2 separate regions of the Homo sapiens genome follow, and region 1 is linked to region 2. Evidence: chromatin loops called from intact Hi-C (ENCODE). Cell type or tissue: IMR-90. All regions are shown on one strand. Links, peaks and the distances in the headings refer to the core of each region. The heading gives the core; the rest is flanking DNA.

Region 1 (9,640 bases), core at 2,610-7,609, 150 kb before region 2:
GGTGGGAACTCTCAGCTCAAGCAGTAGGTGAAAAGCCCTCTCTTGTTTAAGCTTCAGTTTCCATAATTTTTGACAGGATCTCATGGGAAGAATTTAGTGGCAGAAATAACTTAGCGGAGATCATCCCTTCCTGGGGTGGGAGTCTTAGTGGCAGTTACCAGCAGAAAAGCTAATGGGGTAACCCGAGAAATCTTCCTGGAGGAGGAGATGTTGGCTGAATCATCGATCAGCTCATATCACTGAGCCAAATGCTTGTCATTGGCTTTGGGGGGGCAACGTAGGGCCCACAGTTCCCCTCATCATCCTCAGAGTTGACACTCCCCAGTGCCTCACAGAGATGATTTCAGGGTTCAGAAATTCTGACTCCCAACCCCCTTGGGTCCACTTCCCCTCTTATCATGCAGGCCATCTCCCCGGTCTTGGCTTACCCTGTGACCACACTGCATTCTCCTTCCACATGCCCTGACACACGCTCTGAAATGCCAGGGTTCTCATGAGTCCAGCCTGCCAGGAGCAAGGCTTGCCAAAGCTGTGTCCCAGCCAAGCGGGTGGCCTGCGGAGTGAGCCATAGGACTGCATTCAGCCCAGTTCCAAGCTGGAAGGTGAGGGCAGCCTCCCAACTATTTCTTCCAACCTCAGAAACGATTCAGTGCTGGCAGTTCACACGAGGTCCCCCTGACATCTCCAGTCAGGAATGCAACTTGCTGTGGATTCTGAGGCAAAGAGAAGACCATTAGGAAGGAGGGAAGTCATTAGCAGATGGGATGACCGGCATGCATGAGAGACACATCTGCCTTTCCCTGAGGTGCCCAGGGGCTTGTGTGTGGAGCCTTCTGGGACTCTCTGACCACTTGAGACCCAGAAGATCAAAGGTCTGGTAGCCACGGCCCGCTTTGAATCCATAATTCCTTGCCTCTCACAAATGAAGGGAAGAAAAGTTGTCAGGAGGCAAAGCTGTAGCTAGCAGTTTGGCCAACATGCATGGATTGTAAACATTATTTAGTAAAAGCCTTCAAGGATGGAAGAGAGGAGTCAGGAACTCTATTCTTGACCATCTCAAAGCACTCTTGACCTCAAGGGAACTCCTGCTGCAGACTCCCTGCCCTTAACCTTCAGTCCTGCTCCATACATTTTTGTATCCTCTAACACGCCCCTGATGTGGCCTGGCTGACAATTTCTGCTGGCTGCTACCCCCCAAACCAGGGCTGGCTTGGCTCAATACACAGAGGGCACTCTGGGTTCTAGAGCATGTATTGGCTGGATATATAGTATATATAGTGATCCCACTGGTGGGTAGAGGGTACTCGAGCAGTGCTTCTCAAACTTTCATGTGCCTAGATTTATCTGGGGCTCTTGTTGAAGTGCAGATTCTGATTGAGTAATTTTGGGTGGGCCCAAGATTCTGCCCTTCTAGGAAGCCCACAGTTGAGGTCAATACTTCCAGTCCACGACTATACTTGGAAAAAGAAAGTGCTAGAAGGCTCAGCAGCTACTGCTGTGAGATCAGGACTTGCAATTCTTGTACAGAGGTCCAAATAGCACCCTCATTAAAAAGACCAGATGCCTCCCTGCCCTCATAGCTGCAGTCACTTAGCTCCCACCAGAAGGCCCAACTCCTCCCCAAACTCAGGTACCCAATATCTTGAGAGATACAAAGGGGCTGTGGGGGTTGTTATTCCCCCTCTATCCACTTCACCCTCCTATTCTCAGTGTTAGATTCTCCTCTACAACCTCCCAGCTTCCTGGGTTGACCAGCCTCTCTGCTTCACCCTCCAGTGCCAGGCCACAACCTGCCTGCTGGTGCTATGGGATGAATGTGCATCCCCCAAAGTCATATATTGAAGCTCTAATCCCCAATGACTGTGATGATGTTAAAAGGTGGGGTCTTTGGGAGGTAATTAGGTTTACATGAAGTCATGAGAGTGGAACCCCTATTCTGAAATTAGTGCCCTTATAAGAAAAGAAGGAGACCTTCTCTCTCTGACATGTGAGGACACAGCAAGAAGGTGGTCATCTGCAAGCCAGAAAGAGAGTCCTTACCAGAAAACTGAATCAGCAGGCACCTTGATCTTGGACTTCCCAGCCTCCAGAATTGTGAGAAACTAATGTTTGTTGTTTAAGCCACACAGTCTATGGTATTCTGTTATAGCAGGCTGAGCTGACTAGGATACTTGGAGTGCCTGGTCCCTTCATGGGCAGCACTAATTAATGAACACAGAGTTCTCCTCATTCCTGCAAGACTACCAGTGCCTCCTTTTCTGGCCCCGGCTAGAAAGAGCAATCTCTGCCTTTTCCATGCTGCTACTATTACCTGGAACATATAACCATAATATTAGTCACGGTGTGATTGCGATTCTGCATCTACATAATTGTCACTTCTGCTATCCTTGAGGGAGGAAATAATAATGCAGAGCTGAGCACATAATGTATATTCATTGAATCAATGATGCTGTTATTCCTGGTCCCTCTTCCTTGGGAGGCCCCTCCCTCAAATCCTTGGAGACAGTCACTATGTCTATCCTGTAGGGGACTTTTCTGGTTTAATAGCTCCAGTTTCTCCAACCCCAACCAACTTCTCCATTTAGAAGTGTTTAAGACACTAATTCTCAAGTTTGGCTGCTTGTTGAAATTAACAGGGGAGTTTTAAAAATACTGAGTCTAACCCTCAGAGATTCTGATTTATTTGGTTTGGAGTGTGACCTGGCCATCGGGATTTTTTTTAAAAAACCCAATGCTGCTAATATGCAGCTAGGTTTGAGAGCCACTTGGAGTCAGGAATTTTAGGTTCCTACCCAGCACTTTAGTCTCCAGACAGCAATGCTGTCCGGCCTGTTCTAATCATAGGTCCCCCAGTGTGAGTGAACAAGCTCTTACCTTGATCTTGAAACTAGTTCTTTCTATGAAGAGAAGGCACAGGGCTACACTAGCAAGGGACCAGAGGCTGGCATGAGACAGACCCACCATTTAAATAGGCATGACTCGAAGCAATTGTCTCCACCTCTCTAAGCCTTCGTTTCCTTACCAATAAAATGGGATCATGGTGTAGTCAGTTTCTACTGGATAACAAACCACCCCAAAACTTAGTGGCTGCGTTAGTCCATTTTCACACTGCTGATAAAGACATACCCAAGACTGGGCAATTTACAAAAGAAAGAGGTTTAATTGGACTTACACTTCCACATGGCTGGGGAAGCCTCACAATCATGGTGGAAGGCAAGGAAGAGCAAGTCACGTCTTACGTGGATGGCAGCAGGCAAAGAGAGCTTGTACAGGAAACCTCCCCCTTACAATAACCGTCAGCTCTCATGAGACTTATTTGCTATCATGAGAACAGCACAGGAAAGATCTGCCCCCGTGATTCAATTACCTCCCACCAGGTGCCTCCCACAACACATGGGAATTCAAGATGAGATGTGGGTGGGGACATAGCCAAACCATATCAGTGGCTAAAAGCACAAACATTTATTCTTTCACACAATTCTGTGGGACGGCTGGACAGTTCTGGTCTGGATGGACTCACCTGGAGCTAGATGGTCTAGGAGGGCCTCCTGCAGATGTCTGGCCATTGGCTTGACATCAGCTGGGGTGACACAGATGGCTTGGCTGGTGTCTGTGTCTCTCATCATCAGGCAGGCCATCTCAAGCTTGTTCATCTGGAGGTCACCAGGTTCTGAGGGAGTGAGCCTCAAGATACTTTTCAAGCCTGTTTGCTAATGTTCCATTGGCCAAAGCTAGCATAGGGACCAAGGGGAAACTTCCCTTTCACTCTCTTGAGGCCTGCTGAAAATCAACTGACAAAGAAGGCAGATTAATAGGAGAAAAGACATACAAAATTTATTTTAATGTGCACAGCATGAGGGAATTGCAGAATATTACTCAGTATCTCCATGTGGTCCAGATTCTTATATAACTTTCTCCATAAGGAAGGGGGGAGATGGGAAATGTTGGTAATTCTTTTGAGGAGCAGTAAATGATTATTAGGGAGAATGAATGGACCCAGGAGACTGAAATTCAATTGTAAATTATTCTGTTTGGAATCTAAACAAACCTGAGAGACAGATATTATCTTATAAAAAGGTCTGTCCAGTTGTTGTTACATTACTCAGTCTTTGTTTCTTGATAGATAATGAGATTTCAGGGATGGGACGGGAAGCAATTGTTCCACTTGGTGGGTCAAGTCTTCATGCAGCTAAGGGAAAAGCCTCCTCCAGCATCCACTGGTCTCCAATGGCCTTGAATTTGAAATATTCATCATACCAGGATGCCATATTTTGGGGTGAAATTCTCTGGGCGTCTTCATTTGTCAAGGCCAGCCCAGAGCCATGTTTGTTGCAGATGTTTCCCTGCAAGTCATGCCATTAATTCATTGATTTCTCCTAGAGATTAATTCATTCATTCATGTATTCATCATAGAGGTGCTGGGTGTCTGCTACATGCCAGGCATTGTACCAGGTGCAATGAATTTTGAAACAAGCAAAAATAGACCCTTACTCCCAGGAGTTTTATCATCCACTGGGAGGGGCATGCAGGTAAATAGAACCCAGAAGTCAACTTGAACTTCAGATTTGTATTTGCATGTGTTTTCTCTGCTTTTGCCCGTTTCAACTTGCACACAGAAATCCTTCTCTTTAGAGTTCCGCATCAGACAAATGTGTCTGTAAGCAATATAGACTTTATGGGCAGCTTCGCAGGGGAAACAAGAAAAGGTAATATGGTACCCAGCACATCAATGGGCCATCGGGTCAAACAACCAGTCAGATGTTTCTGTTCTTCCAAAGTAAAGGTGTCCGAACTCTCTCTTGGAGGAGCCCCACCTTCAATAGTTCCCTCTCTCCCCTTCCCAGAACCTCCTTCAGAAGTACACCCCTCTCCTCTCTGTTATGCAAAGCAAAGCAGCTCTCTCCTGGCTCCCCCACATCAAAACATTTCTTCTCCAATTTACAAAATTAGATCCACCCTGCTTAGAAGTCAGGGTTGGAACCATCTTGTGCTATTCAATCAGGCACTTTGAGATCTTATCTCTTGCCTCCTGTCACCCAAAACAATTTATCAAATTGTTTATTCCAGCGTTCTCCCCAAGAAGATGTTTTGGAGTAAAAATTTTCTCCATCTTCTTCCGTTTACAACTATGTCTAAAATCAAGCATGTTGAATTTTGTGCAAGAGCAACAGGAAGGACTAATTTTTTTTTTTTTTTTTTTTTTTGAGGCAGGGTCTCAATCTGTTGCCCAGGCTGGAGTGCAGTGACAAAAATGACCTCTGGTTGTCCTCACTGCTTATTATATGCCAATTATAATGCCTTAGCAAGCAAAAGACACACCCACGAATGTCACGACAGTTTACAAATGCCATGGCAACATCAGGAAGTTACCCTATATGGTCTAAAACGGAGAAGAACACTCAGTTCCAGGACTTGCCCACTCCTTCCCCAGAAAACTCATGAGTAATCCACCCCTTGTTTAGTATATAATGAAGAAATAACCATAAGTATACTCAGTCAAGCAGCCCACACCACTGCTCTGCCTATGGAGTAGCCATTATCTGTTTGCTTTCTTAATAAACGTGCTTTCACTTTACTCTATGGACCCGCCCCAAATTCTTTCTTTTTTTTTTTTTTTTTGAGATGAAATCTTGCTGTCGCCTAGGCTGGAGCACAGTGTCGTGATCTCGGCTCACTGCAACCTCCACCTCCAGGTTCAAGCAATTCTCCCTGCCTCAGCCTCCCAAGTAGCTGCGGTTACAGGCGCCCACTGCCACTCCTGGCTAATTTTTGTATCTTTAGTGGAGACGGGTCATGTTGGCCAGGCTGGTCTTGAAATCCTGGACTGAAGTTATCTGCCCACCTTGGCCTCCCAAAGTGCTGGGATTACAGGCATTAGCCACTGCACCCAGCTCCCAAATTTGTTCAGGAACCCTCTTTTGGGGTCTACACTGGGACCTCTTCTGGTAACATTACCATAAGTGCCTTTTCTAGTTAGCTAACAGGAGGATAAAACAGGCCAAGCCTTCACCTATTCACGGCACATAGAACAAGAAAGAAAAAACAGTGGCCGTACAGTTTCCATTGTTCCCCCCAAATGTCTGTATGTCATTTATTACCTTGGTTTTGTTTGGCAGGGATGTTGTTGTTGCCTTTCACATGCTTTCGATCTAGACTAATCTCGGCACTCAGATGTCCCTTTGGCCTCACAGAGTAGGATGCCTGGAATCAGAACAAGCCGTGGAGTGCAAAGAAATTCCTCAGTCATGACTACATTATTTTGTTCTTCGTATCAAAAGCAAGCTAGGTGAGAGAATTCATTCATCTTTTACCACACTGCAAGGGACAGAGGCAATTTTTCTCCCAGGATTCAGGACTAAAGTAGATGATCTTCTGGACTTCTCTGTGACATTTCACTGAAATTGCATTTCACCGAAAACAAACAAGCAAACAAAAATCTTCCTTTTGAGAAGATAATCCCCAGAAGTTAAAAGAAAGAGTAGTAGTCCAGTTGGAAGTTGCAAAAAAATGTAAGTACACATGTCATTTGAAGGGGTGCTTGTGTATGTGTGTGTGTGTGTGTGTGTGTGTGGACTCTTTCAGTTGCAAGATAGAGCAACTCAACTACAAGTGGCTTAAACAAAATGGGGGTTTTATTTGTATTATAGAAAAGTCCAAGATAGATCAGTCTTCAGTCATGGCTGGATCCAGGTGCTCAGATGATGTCATATGAGTTCTTATCCCTCTCCCTCACTCATCTCTGGTTCAACATGACCACCAGCAGCCCCAGACTTACATTCTGCCAGCTAGACACATCCCTGGGGGAATGTGTGCTTCTTTCCCAGAAGTCTTTTTAAAAGTTCCAGGTTTGCATCTCAATAGCCCAAATTGGATTTAGTGTCCATCCCTACACCAATATGGGTGCCTCCAATTGGCCAGGCCTTGATCACACACTCCTGAAGCAGGGTGGGTTAAGGCAGACTCCAACCAAACTACATGGACTTTAAAAAAAAAAAAAAAGGATGATATTACCAGAAAGGAAAATGGTTTGGCAACAGCAAAGGATGCCTGTTACAGTGGAATGTGTATGTAATGGTGAAATAAATAAGAAGAAGAAAAGAAAGGCAGCTGGTAGGATGCTGGCAGAGGGCAATGAGCAGGTCTGTCCTAAGTGAACTCGGGTCGGCAGGCTTAGTTCTCAAACCGGTTGCCTTGATTAATGGTAAAAACAATAACATTTCAAGACCTGAAACACATCTCCTTAAATTTCATCAAAGTGTCCAGTAAGTGCTGATGTTTACGGATGTCACCGTCACCCAGGGTTGCTGTTTCCCCTGGACAGCCGGGTAAGCAGGCAGCTGTCTATCAGGACTAAATGAAAGAGGTTCGAAAGCCAATGCAGAAAAGTCGAGAACTTGGCTTGTGCAGTGCATCATAAAGGAAGGAGGGAAGAGGGAGAAGCCTTGGCAATTTGTTTTTAATATTTTTGCTTGTTTTGGATGCCACGAAAGCCTCATATATTGGCTCTTGACTAATAAAAACAGAGGAGAAGCCAGGCTGGAAACCTGGCTGTGTTTCCGTGCACAATTAGGTTTGTTTGTTTAGGTCTCTTTTTATTTGTTTTCAGATGACTCAGATATGAATACTGCAGGCCTTTCAAAGTGAAGTGTTCATATGTGTATTTTAGGTCTAGGGCTTCGCCAAGTGCAGAAAGACTTGGCTCCCTGAGGTTATTTTCCTATCCAGGGGTTTTTCAAACTTTCAAGTGGAGCTGAAGAATGCTGCTGCAAGCCAGGTTCTTTTTCTTAGCAGATCCCAGCTTGGGGTTGTAGGGGGGACAGGGATTGCAAACATACAAACACAAAAATCCCCAAACAGTGCACAAGGGCACCCATTGTGCTGATCCCGGCACTGCCTCTCCCTGATGGCTTTACCATCTGCATACTTCCGTCATCTCTGGAAACCTCTTCACGAGTCTGCCTCCCTTTCACCAGACAACCAAGTCCAGAGGTGGACTCTCCTTTCCTCTCTATCTGGATCTGTGTATAAACTGTTCTGCTTTCAAGATTCTCCTTTTTCATCGCTATAATTTGGAGTCTGAAGCCTCCTATAAAATGCAGAGATATTTACAATCTGGGAAGCTGCCAAGCATCTGGCTGAGCTCCTACCCCTAAGGGTGGTGTCTCCTGCAGGAATGGTTTGCTTCTGGCCAGTTGACCCAGCTTCCAGGGCCCTGGGAAGGGTCTAGGGAGAGGTTGAGCAGTAGTCTTTCTCCCCAGGATGAGCAGGATGCAAACCAGGCAATGATGAAGACCACTCTGGTCTCCTTTCTTGGAGATGAGACTTCTTTCCAGTATCCCTGCCTCTGCATTGATGAATCAGAGAATAGGGACAGCCTGAAGTGGTCCCAGCTGTGTTCAAATACTCAGGATCTATATAGGCACCAGAAGCAGGTTTCCTAAGCTCCCTGGAAGCTGGTCACAGCCTAAGAGTCTCTGACAGCCTCCCTAGCTCACAGACCACGTGAAACGGAAGACACTGACCAATGCATTAGCCAGAGAAGCACTTTCCTATGTTATTCACTCCAGCAAAACGTCTGGTAGCCAAGATTGCATTTTTCAATGCTCCTCTCCCTCTGAATTTGCCCCTCAACTCTTCTGCTTTTAAGACGCTCCTCTTTCAGTGTTGCAGCATAGAGGCTGACGCATCTGAAACTTTTAGGAGAAAGATTTATTCTGTCAGAATTCACATATTTCAGGAATGTCTTTTTTTTCCCCAAACCACTGTCTTCCAGAACTGTATCCTGGGGTCAAAGAAAAAATCGGTCCAATCTTGCACCTTCCACACCTACACTGCTGTGTCAGCACAGGCAGTGATTGGAATAATGGCCCTGTGTCATCTCAGCAGACACTGAGATAAGGATTTGAGTGCAAACAGTTTAGTCGAGCGGCGAGCCCAGGAAGCAACTCAGTGGGGAGATGACCCTGAGCGACTGGACCTCAATCCTGCTGGGGACCCTCTAAGAGGAGGAACAGTGGAATATGCCCGTGATTGTCCCACTGAGGGACAAGGAAGCTGGCTCTTAATGGTTGAGGGTTTATCTTGGCATCTTAACTCCTGGGCACTTCCAAGTACACTGCCAATCAGGGAACATCTTCAGGCAGAAGAGATGTAGAACTTTCCAGAGGCCACTTCCAGGGTAGGCTGAGGGGATTTGGGAAGGGCACCAGCCATGTCTATGGAGTCTTCTATACCCTAAGATGACATAAGGAAAGGACCAGTCATCAGAAAAAGACTGTGCAGTCCTTACTCCACCGTGCCTGCTGAGGCAGGGAAGTGGACTGCACTAGTTGAAACAACAGGGCTAGAAAGCAAAAGGTTTGAGTTCAACTCTCAGTTTGTTGTCTATTGATTTATTTAGCAAATATTCCTGGGCTGCTTGCTAGTAAGTGGCGAGTAGGGATGGTGACGGTTAAAGCTGGCGGTGAGCAAAGGTGAGATCGTAGGATCTAGAAGGCCATACTATGTTGCATAGCCAGGGCAATGAGGTATGCTTTTGATTATTATTCAGTTAATATTTATTTCATTGTTTCTTGTATCCCCCGTCTTCTTTTTAGGTTCAACTTCTTTCTGAAGATCCCCCTTTTAGTGGCTTTTCACT
Region 2 (9,640 bases), core at 2,726-7,725:
GCATGGAATGTTCTTCCATTTGTTTGTATCCTCTTTTATTTCATTGAGCAGTGGTTTGTAGTTCTCCTTGAAGAGGTCCTTCACGTCCCTTGTAAGTTGGATTCCTAAGTATTTTATTCTCTTTGAAGCAATTGTGAATGGGAGTTCACTCATGATTTGGCTCTCTGTTTGTCTGTTATTGGTGTATAAGAATGCTTGTGATTTTTGTACATTAATTTTGTATCCTGAGACTTTGCTGAAGTTGCTTATCAGCTTAAGGAGATTTTGGGCTGAGACAATGGGGTTTTCTAGATATACAATCATGTCGTCTGCAAACAGGGACAATTTGACTTCCTCTTTTCCTAATTGAATACCCTTTATTTCCTTCTCCTGCCTAATTGCCCTGGCCAGAACTTCCAACACTATGTTGAATAGGAGTGGTGAGAGAGGGCATCCCTGTCTTGTGCCAGTTTTCAAAGGGAATGCTTCCAGTTTTTGCCCATTCAGTATGATATTGGCTGTGGGTTTGTCATAGATAGCTCTTATTATTAGAGACTAGGATTGCAACCCCTGCCTTTTTTTGTTTTCCATTTGCTTGGTAGATCTTCCTCCATCCTTTTATTTTGAGCCTATGTGTGTCTCTGCATGTGAGATGGGTTTCCTGAATACAGCACACTGATGGGTCTTGACTCTTTATCCAATTTGCCAGTCTGTGTCTTTTAATTGGAGCATTTAGTCCATTTACATTTAAAGTTAATATTGCTATGTGTGAATTTGATCCTGTCATTATGATGTTAGCTGGTTATTTTGCTCGTTAGTTGATGCAGTTTCTTCCTAGTCTCGATGGTCTTTACATTTTGGCATGATTTTGCAGCAGCTGGTACAAGTTGTGCCTTTCCATGTTTAATGCTTCCTTCAGGAGCTCTTGTAGGGCAGGCCTGGTGGTGACAAAATCTCTCAGCATTTGCTTGTCTGTAAAGTATTTTATTTCTCCTTCACTTATGAAGCTTAGTTTGGCTGGATATGAAATTCTGGGTTGTAAATTCTTTTCTTTAAGAATGTTGAATGTTGGCCCCCACTCTCTTCTGGCTTGTAGAGTTTCTGCTGAGAGATCTGCTGTTCGTCTGATGGGCTTCCCTTTGTGGGTAACCTGACCTTTCTCTCTGGCTGCCCTTAACATTTTTTCCTTCATTTCAACTTTGGTGAATCTGACAATTATGTGTCTTGGAGTTGCTCTTCTCGAGGAATATCTTTGTGGTGTTCTCTGTATTTCCTGAATCTGAATGTTGGCCTGCCTTGCTAGATTGGGGAAGTTCTCCTGGATAATATCCTGCAGTGTTTTCCAACTTGGTTCCATTCTCCCCGTCACTTTCAGGTACACCAATCAGACGCAGATTTGGTCTTTTCACATAGTCCCATATTTCTTGGAGGCTTTGTTCGTTTCTTTTTATTCTTTTTTCTCTAAACTTCCCTTCTCACTTCATTTCATTCATTTCATCTTCCATCGCTGATACCCTTTCTTCCAGTTGATCACATCGGCTCCTGAGGCTTCTGCATTCTTCACGTAGTTCTCAAGCCTTGGCTTTCAGCTCCATCAGCTCCTTTAAGCACTTCTCTGTATTGGTTATTCTAGTTATACATTCGTCTAAATATTTTTCAAAGTTTTCAACTTCCTTGCCTTTGGTTTGAATTTCCTCCTGTAGCTCGGAGTAGTTTGATCGTCTGAAGCTTTCTTCTCTCAACTCCTCAAAGTCATTCTCTGTCCAGCTTTGTTATGTTGCTGGTGAGGAACTGCGTTCCTTTGGAGAAGGAGAGGTGCTCTGCTTTTTAGAGTTTCCAGTTTTTCTGCTCTGTTTTTTCCCCATCTTTGTGGTTTTATCTACTTTTGGTCTTTGATGATGGTGATGTACAGATGGGTTTTTGGTGTGGATGTCCTTTCTGTTTGTTAGTTTTCCTTCTAACAGACAGGACCCTCAGCTGCAGGTCTGTTGGAGTTTGCTAGAGGTCCACTCCAGACCCTATTTGCCTGGGTATCAGCAGCGGTGTCTGCAGAACCTCGGATTTTCATGATCCACGAATGCTGCTGTCTGATCGTTCCTCTGGAAATTTTGTCTCAGAGGAGTACCCGGCCGTGTGAGGTGTCAGTCTGCCCCTACTGGGGGGTGCCTCCCAGTTAGGCTGCTCGGGGGTCAGGGGTCAGAGACCCACCTGAGGAGGCAGTCTGCCCATTCTCAGATCTCCAGCTGCGTGCTGGGAGAACCACTGCTCTACTCAAAGCTGTCAGACAGGGACATTTAAGTCTGCAGAGGTTACTGCTGTCTTTTTGTTTGTCTGTGCCCTGCCCCCAGAGGTGGAGCCTACAGAGGCAGGCAGGCCTCCTTGAGCTGTGGTGGGCTCCACCCAGTTCGAGCTTCCCGGCTTTTTTGTTTACCTAAGCGAGCCTGGGCAATGGTGGGCGCCCCTCCCCCAGCCTCGCTGCCGCCTTGCAGTTTGATCTCAGACTGCTGTGCTAGCAATCAGCGAGACTCCGTGGGCGTAGGACCCTCTGAGCCATGTGCGGGATATAATCTCCTGGTGTGCCATTTCCTAAGCCCGTCAGAAAAGCGCAGTATTTGGGTGGGTGTGGCCCGATTTTCCAGGTGCCGTCTGTCACCCCTTTCCTTGACCAGGAAAGGGAACTCCCTGACCCCTTGCGCTTCCCAAGTGAGGCAATGCCTCACCGTGCTTCGGCTGGCGCACGGTGCGCTGCACCTACTGTCCTGTGCCCACTGTCTGGCACTCCCTAGTGAGATGAACCCGGTACCTCAGATGGAAATGCAGAAATCACCCGTCTTCTGCGTCGCTCACACTGGGAACTGTAGACCGGAGCTGTTCCTATTCGGCCATCTTGGCTTCTCTAAAAATATATATATTTTCAAAAGAATGGAAAATAGGCCAGTCATGGTGGCTCCTGCCTATAATCCCAGGGCTTTGGGAGGCCGAGGCGGGTGGATTGCTTGAGGCCAGAAATTTGATACCAGCCTGCGCAACATGGCAAAACTCTGTCTCTACAAAAAATACAAAAATTAGCTGGGTATTGTGGTGCATGCCTGAAGTCCCAGCTACTTGGGAGGCTGGGGTGGAAGGATCACTTGAGCCAGGGAGGCCGGCCAAGGCTGCAGTGAGCCTTGCAGTGCCACTGCACTCCAGCCTGGGCAACAGAGTAAGGCCCTGTCTAAAAAAAAAAAAAAGGAATGGAAAGAAAATCCAGAAAAGAATATCTCAGAAGCAGAATGATACAAACAGGAAAATTTAAGAGCAGTTAAGTGAGATGTAAGTTGGCTGAATGTGATTCAACCAATCAGTAATTTTTGTTAACTGTATTTTCATGAAATGATAATTTATGCGACCTTAAGAAATAAGATTAAATGATATTGGCTCTCATTTTAGGTAATGCATATTTAAGCAATAGGCAGCACTATCAAAAAACAGGCTTGGGTTTGAATTTTACCTTCAGTACACGTCAGCCATCAGACAAATCTTAATGCTTAATCTTTCTGAACTTCAATTTTTCCATCTCTAAACTGAGGATGATAATGCCTCCTTTGCACAATTGCTTCAAGGATTAAAGGCATTGTACGCAAAGCACCTAGTAAGGTGCCATGTAGCAGAAACTCAGCTAGGGGTGGCTGTTGTTTTGGCTGGTGGTGGTGGTTTATATTAATACGTGATCTTGTGGCTTGAGCATTAGACTTGGAGTCGAAGGACCTGTGTTTGCGCTGTGCCTCTTCCATTTAGTAATGAGATATTGTTGAAGATATTTAGACTTATTCATCCTTAATGTCATCACTTGTAAAAATGAGTATAATTTCTCTTCCTATTTTTGTTTTGAGTTTCACATGAAATATTTCTTAAATATAAATGTCATATAAAATAGAATATCACTACCACTAAGTCCTTGAAAACTAATCGCCTAGGTTAAAACATAGACATGTCACTGTACAGTATACAAGGTGTCACTGTACAGTATACAAGGTATCACTGTAATGAGAATATGGGGTAGAATTTTATCTATATTTTCAGAAGTCCTGCACAATAAAAAAAAGTCTCAAATTAGTTGAGCATGGTAGCATGTTCCTATAGTCCCAGCTACTTGAGAGGCTGAGACAGGAGAATCTTTTGAGCCCCAAGAGTTAGAGGCTGCAGTGAGCCGTGATTGTGCACTCCAGCCTGGGTGACAGAGTGAGACAAATTTCAAATTAAAACAAGAAATGTATAGTTAGCATAAAGGAATAATTCTCAATTTTAAGGAAGAGGACACATTTGAACAGGCTTACGATAGTCACAAAGGACTGTCCACTCCTGGGTGACATCAGAAAGGATCAACTGCCATCTGTCTGGGTCCTTTATTAGAGCATCCAAGATTCGTAAAGCTCAGAGGGAGTAGAGATAGTACAGCCACCCGCTGTGTGACAGAAGAGGAAACTGAGGCCCACAGAAGTGCAGTGACTTCATCACAAGGCCACCACAGCAAAAGGGGGCTGAGGAGTGGACCTGCCACCTGCCCCTGTCATCAGCAGGCTCGGGGTTTTGCATGACTACACTGTTAGGTCCGTTCTGATGTATATGCCATGGGCTTTAGGTCTCTGGATCCGGTAAGTGGGAAATACTGGAGAGCAAATCCAAGGCTGCCTGCTAAGCTGGAGGTTAAAATCGCCCCAGACTGTTTCAGTGTAAGGCCGGAGGGCAGCGAAGGCTGGAAATCCACATCGTCAAGCTCCTTCCATCCTTGTGCATTGATGATATCATCCAGGAAACATTTCAACAACATGGATGGAACTAAATGTCTTGCCAGGTGGTAGCTCGTGATATATACAGACAGCCCCTGAGTCACAAAGAAAGACTACAGAGGTCCCATACATACAAACAGCTGCCGCCATCCGCCTGGCCCCCACCACCCTGCAGCTGCCGTGGGCTGTGTGAAAAAAATTAAAAAAGAAAGAAAGGGATAGAAAAAAAATTTGGACCACTTGCAGATTCTAGACATTCAGAGGCAGAGGAAGGGGAAAAGCTGTGGAAACAGGAACAGCATAAGGGAATAGACTCTTAGGATAAATTTTCTGCCACGGGCGATCTAGCAGCAATCCCCTCTGTCTCAGCCCTGAAAAGTCTCCTCCTGGGAATAACTGTCATTTCCTATCCACACTGCCAGAAATTTTATCAATGTAGCGTTCTTTCCTCAAAAGCCTTTTTGGAATAAGGAAAGTGGGGAATAAATTATAATTAATTTTAACTTACCACTAGAAATCTCTTTTGGAATGTCACTCTCCTTTATAATAATTAATATCTACCTCATGGGGTTGCTGTGAAGACAAACTGGACTTTTAAAGTCCTTAGAACTGTGCCCGATAGATGGTATAACTCTGAGAAGTGTTATAAAAGCACTAGCTCTCTAGATAATTACAATGATTCCCATTTTACAGGTGAGAGAACTGAGGTTGAGAGAAGTCATGTTACTCTGCCTAGACTACATAACTTATATGTAGAACTGGGATTCAAATCCAGGTCTGTCTTTCAATCCCACAATCCTAACCACTGTGCTACACATAGTCATATGCCTGGCTTTGGAGGTGGGGGCAAGTGAAAGGATATTAGGGGCAGTCGTTCACAGGTTAGCAAGAATTAACTGTCAGATTGTTTTCCTACTGAAAATCAACTGAGCTCAGCCACACTCAGAAAATGGGAATTTTGTTGAGTGAGCAGGACAAGTAGGTTATTTGGAAAAGAACTGGGGTAAGGGACTACAGTAGGGTATGTTGGGATTTTTTCTTTCTTTTTTTCTTTTTTTGAGACAGAGTCTTGCTCTGTTGCCCAGGCTGGAGTGCAGTGGTACGATCTCGGCTCACTGCAACCTCCATCTCCCAGGTTTGAGCGATTCTCCTGCCTCAGCCTCCCGAATAGCTGGGACTATAGGCATGTGCCACCATGCCCGGCTAATTTTTGTATTTTTAGTGGAGATGGGGTTTCACTATGTTGGCCAGGCTGGTCTCGAACTCCTGACCTCAAGTGATCTGCCCACCTCGGCCTCCCAAAGTACTGGGATGACAGGCATGAGCCACTGCGCCCGGCTTGCAGTAGGTTTTGAGTAGGAAGTTTGGAGACGAAGATGCTCATAGGTGGGAGATACAGACAAAAAAGGGCAATTTGGAGAAAGCTGAAAACCAACACTGACCTATGTGAAATTTTATTTACGTCTAACCTTACACCCAGGAGATGGGGAAGATTTCTATCTTTCATCCCACCCACGACTCCAGATAACTTGGTAGGCTACAAGATGGGTTAAATAAACTTTTGTGGGCTGGCTGGAAACATAACGCTTCCACTCCCATTTGTAATGCATTTCTTTGGGGAAATGCGTGCTGAGTTCCAAACAAATGACTTGTAATTTAATACAACATGTGTATACTCTGCATCTCCACGGGCTGGGCACTGGACTAGGTGCTGAGCATATTAAAATAAATAAAGCAAGGTCCCTGCCCTTGGGCAGCCGGAGCCCTGTGAAGGAGGGAGATATGTGAGTAGCTAAGAGACAACGTGATAAGCGCAATAGGAGAGGTGTGTACAAAGTACCGTAGGGAAGCACTGAGGAAGGAGACTGGGAAATTGCTTTTAAATGAACTTTTGGAATCCAACTCCTCTGAAAGCTGGTAGCTGCAAGCAATGCGTTAGAAGTTACAGGAAGGACGCACTTACCATTTAGTACTGAATGAATTCATTCTTCAACAGGACGGTTGCTTGCTTTTTCCTTGGCAAGCCGTGGTATCAACACCTGTGTTTTTTCCCAAGAAGTGGGAGAAAGTGATGATTGTGTGGACTCTGAACTCAGACAGCTCGGGCTTGAATCTGACTTCCACTTACTAGTGAGATGACCTTTACCTAAGTCTGCTTCCTTATCTCTAAAATGGGGCCAATGCAAATACCTTATTTCTAGAGCTTCGGGGAGGACTTCCTCTGGTGACTGACACGGCGTAAATTTCTCACTCAGCTCTGGCTACTGTTAACCGAATGATAAGGCAGGAATCCCTGGCTTCAGATAACTTTATGCATTAGAGCTGTGTTTCAGAGACATAGTTTTAAGTGATACACAGATGAGCATTTTTATTTTTACTTATTTATTTATTTGAGATGGAGTCTTACTCTGTTGCCCAAGCTGCAGTGCAGTGGTGCGATCTCACCTCACGGCAACCTCCGCCTCCCAGGTTCAAGAGATTCTCCTGCCTCAGCCTCCTGAGTAGCTGAGGCTACAGGCACAAACCACTATGCCTGACTAATTTTTATACTTTTAGTAGAGATGGGGTTTCACTATGTTGGCAAGGCTGGTCTCGAACTCCTGACCTCAGGTGATCCGCCCAACTTGGCCTCCCAAAGTGCTAGGATTACAGGCTTGAGCCACTGTGCCCGGCCCAGATGAGCATTTTAAAATTTCAGAGCCTATATTAATTTTCATATATTGAGGGAGAAATGTATATATATACACACATATATGTACACATATATATGTGATCACATCAAACCGTAGATTTCATAAATATTGCTGCTTAAAATAAATTTTTCTTAGAAAATTATGGGAAATGAATTCACTTAAAGAAAGCTAGTAAACAAGAGAAGGGAAAGGGATATGAGAAAAAGACATGGCAGAGATTTGGAAATGCAGCCTATGATGGCCCCTCTTCATGTGTTTTCTCATTGTAATGAAATCCAAAACTTTCCTCTATGACTCTGAGTAAAGGCACCATTTTCTAATGCCTGAACTAAAGGGAAAGTGCATCTGAATAGCAGAAGAGAATGTCTTCTACAGAGCCACGCTTTCTTGGCCCCAGTTTCAATCCTGGTGGAAAAATTTCCTGAAGCCGACGACAGCTGAGCTCCCCGCCTGGAATTCGGATGCTCAGAGGAGGGAAATTATACCCTGAGGTTCTGAGGGCTCCTGGGCAGCTTGTGATGTGCATGACTCGGGAGAGCAGACCTGCCACCTGCCCACCTCCACCCTACAAGCTGGGGGAGCTTGAGCTGGGGGGGGGATTTGAGTCTGGGGGAGGCAGCAGGGAGAAGCCACAAAGAGGGAGCAGAGAAACAAAGAAAGGAGCAGGAGTACAGACCCGCATCACATCGCAGGTTTCCCGCAAGTTGCAGGGAGGTTTCTGGGGCACCCAGTTACGTTTACCCCTTTTGTGTAAAAATCACCTCCAGGAAAGTCCCTGTTTCAAATGTGCACCACAGTGGCCTCTGAAGTCAATGGAATGATCGTGCCTAGATGGGGTTTCCCTGGGGTTGGTGTCCCCATTAGGGCTCCTTCTGGCCCTGTGGTGTCACTCCCACTGACAGACCTACATGCAGCAAACACAGCGTATTCAAGCACACACACCAAAGGACACTATTCTCCATGGTCTTTGAAGGTGTCCGTGAGGCAGAGGTTTAGCAGTGTGCCAGCGCTGTGTTTTGTACTCTCTTACTGTTATTGGGTAAATGCTCTCCCTATCTGAGCATCCTGACCTTCCCTCCACCCACCTGCTCACAGTCTTCATTCCCTCTGATATGCAAGGGGCAAGGTGTTACGCACCTTCTGGGATCCACCCTAAGAGGGAAAGGTGTGGAGAAAAGTGAAATCACTGAGCCCCTGGGCAGGGCTTTCGGGTAAATCTCTTCATTTTAGCCTCAAAAATAGGGTTGTCAGATAAAATGCAGGACACCCAGTTAAACTGGAATGTTAGATAAACAACAAATAATTTTTTAGTGTAAGAATGTCCTTAACACTACATGGGACATACTTAAACAAACAAATAAAAAGTTTGTTTATCTAACATTTCAGTTTAACTGGGTGTCTGTACTTTTCTTTGCTCAATCCAGCAACTATACTCAGAAACACCCCACTGAAGCTGGCTCTATTATTCCTATTTCAAAGGCAGGGAAGATGGGTCTTATGGAGACAAAGCAACTTGCTTGTGAGTGATAGAGCGGAGACGGGATTTTCAACCAGACTCACTGAGTTTAAAACCAGTGCTGGTTTCACAACACCACACAAGAATCCAAGTCTTAAAGTAAGGAGGTTGATGGGATGCTAATGGGGGAAACTGAGGCATGCTCTAAGGAATTTGGGGGGATTCCTGAATGCCTTGTTCAGAATGTAGCTAATCACTCAGTAAACAGCTGCTGGATGTAATTGAATTTAATTATCACCGTGCTTGCTAACTAAGACTGCTCCCCTCCTGTAAACACTCAAGAAAAGCCTTGTTTCTCAAGCCCAGCTGACGTCCCCCTTCAACACTATGCTTCAGCGCTTGGAGGCAGGCACTTCCCCACGTATATAGGCAGTGGTAGATGAGATCATGGGACATAGCTCCAAGAGAAGCTTCGAGTCACATTACATTCGTTTAACACAAGGAGGAAACCCACAAGGACTGAAGGAATGGGCTGGCCCAAGGCCTAAGCCAGGCCTGTCTTGGCTGGACCACCTTCAGAGCTCAGCGTGTGCAGCCCAGTTGCCTTGCTTGAACCAGGCTGCCTTGCCAGACCTTGAAGATGTCTATCTGCACTTCAGTCAACATTCTTTTAGGGGTGCAGAAGCTGCAGTCATAGGGTGAGGGAAGGAGTGTCCTGCTAGAACCTTTTCTTGTCTGAAGAT

Evidence for each region. Peaks named below come from ENCODE experiments on the same cell type or tissue, not always from the same donor. Only the 100,000 strongest peaks of a DNase experiment are listed, where the experiment ranks them.
Region 1: a loop joins it to region 2, with 2.7 times the contacts of the local background. A loop is called at or near these places in 1 of 110 quality-filtered maps.

The regions. Positions count from the first base shown.
Region 1 is chr4:26,014,899-26,024,538 of GRCh38, forward strand. LOC124900689 (a long non-coding RNA gene) reads left to right here and starts at 6,299. Exons shown (of 2, transcript XR_007058093.1): 1 at 6,299-6,509; 2 at 9,597-9,640. In IMR-90, for the core only: no CTCF peak of the experiment used is centred there; DNase peaks (open chromatin) are centred at 5,433 and 6,213; H3K27ac peaks cover 273 bases.
Region 2 is chr4:26,167,348-26,176,987 of GRCh38, forward strand. It overlaps LOC105374541 (a long non-coding RNA gene), which reads right to left and starts at 6,863. Exons shown (of 6, transcript XR_925507.4): 1 at 6,712-6,863. It also overlaps a transcript of RBPJ not described here. RefSeq lists an enhancer at 8,125-8,304. In IMR-90, for the core only: no CTCF peak of the experiment used is centred there; DNase peaks (open chromatin) are centred at 4,774 and 6,444; H3K27ac peaks cover 2,575 bases.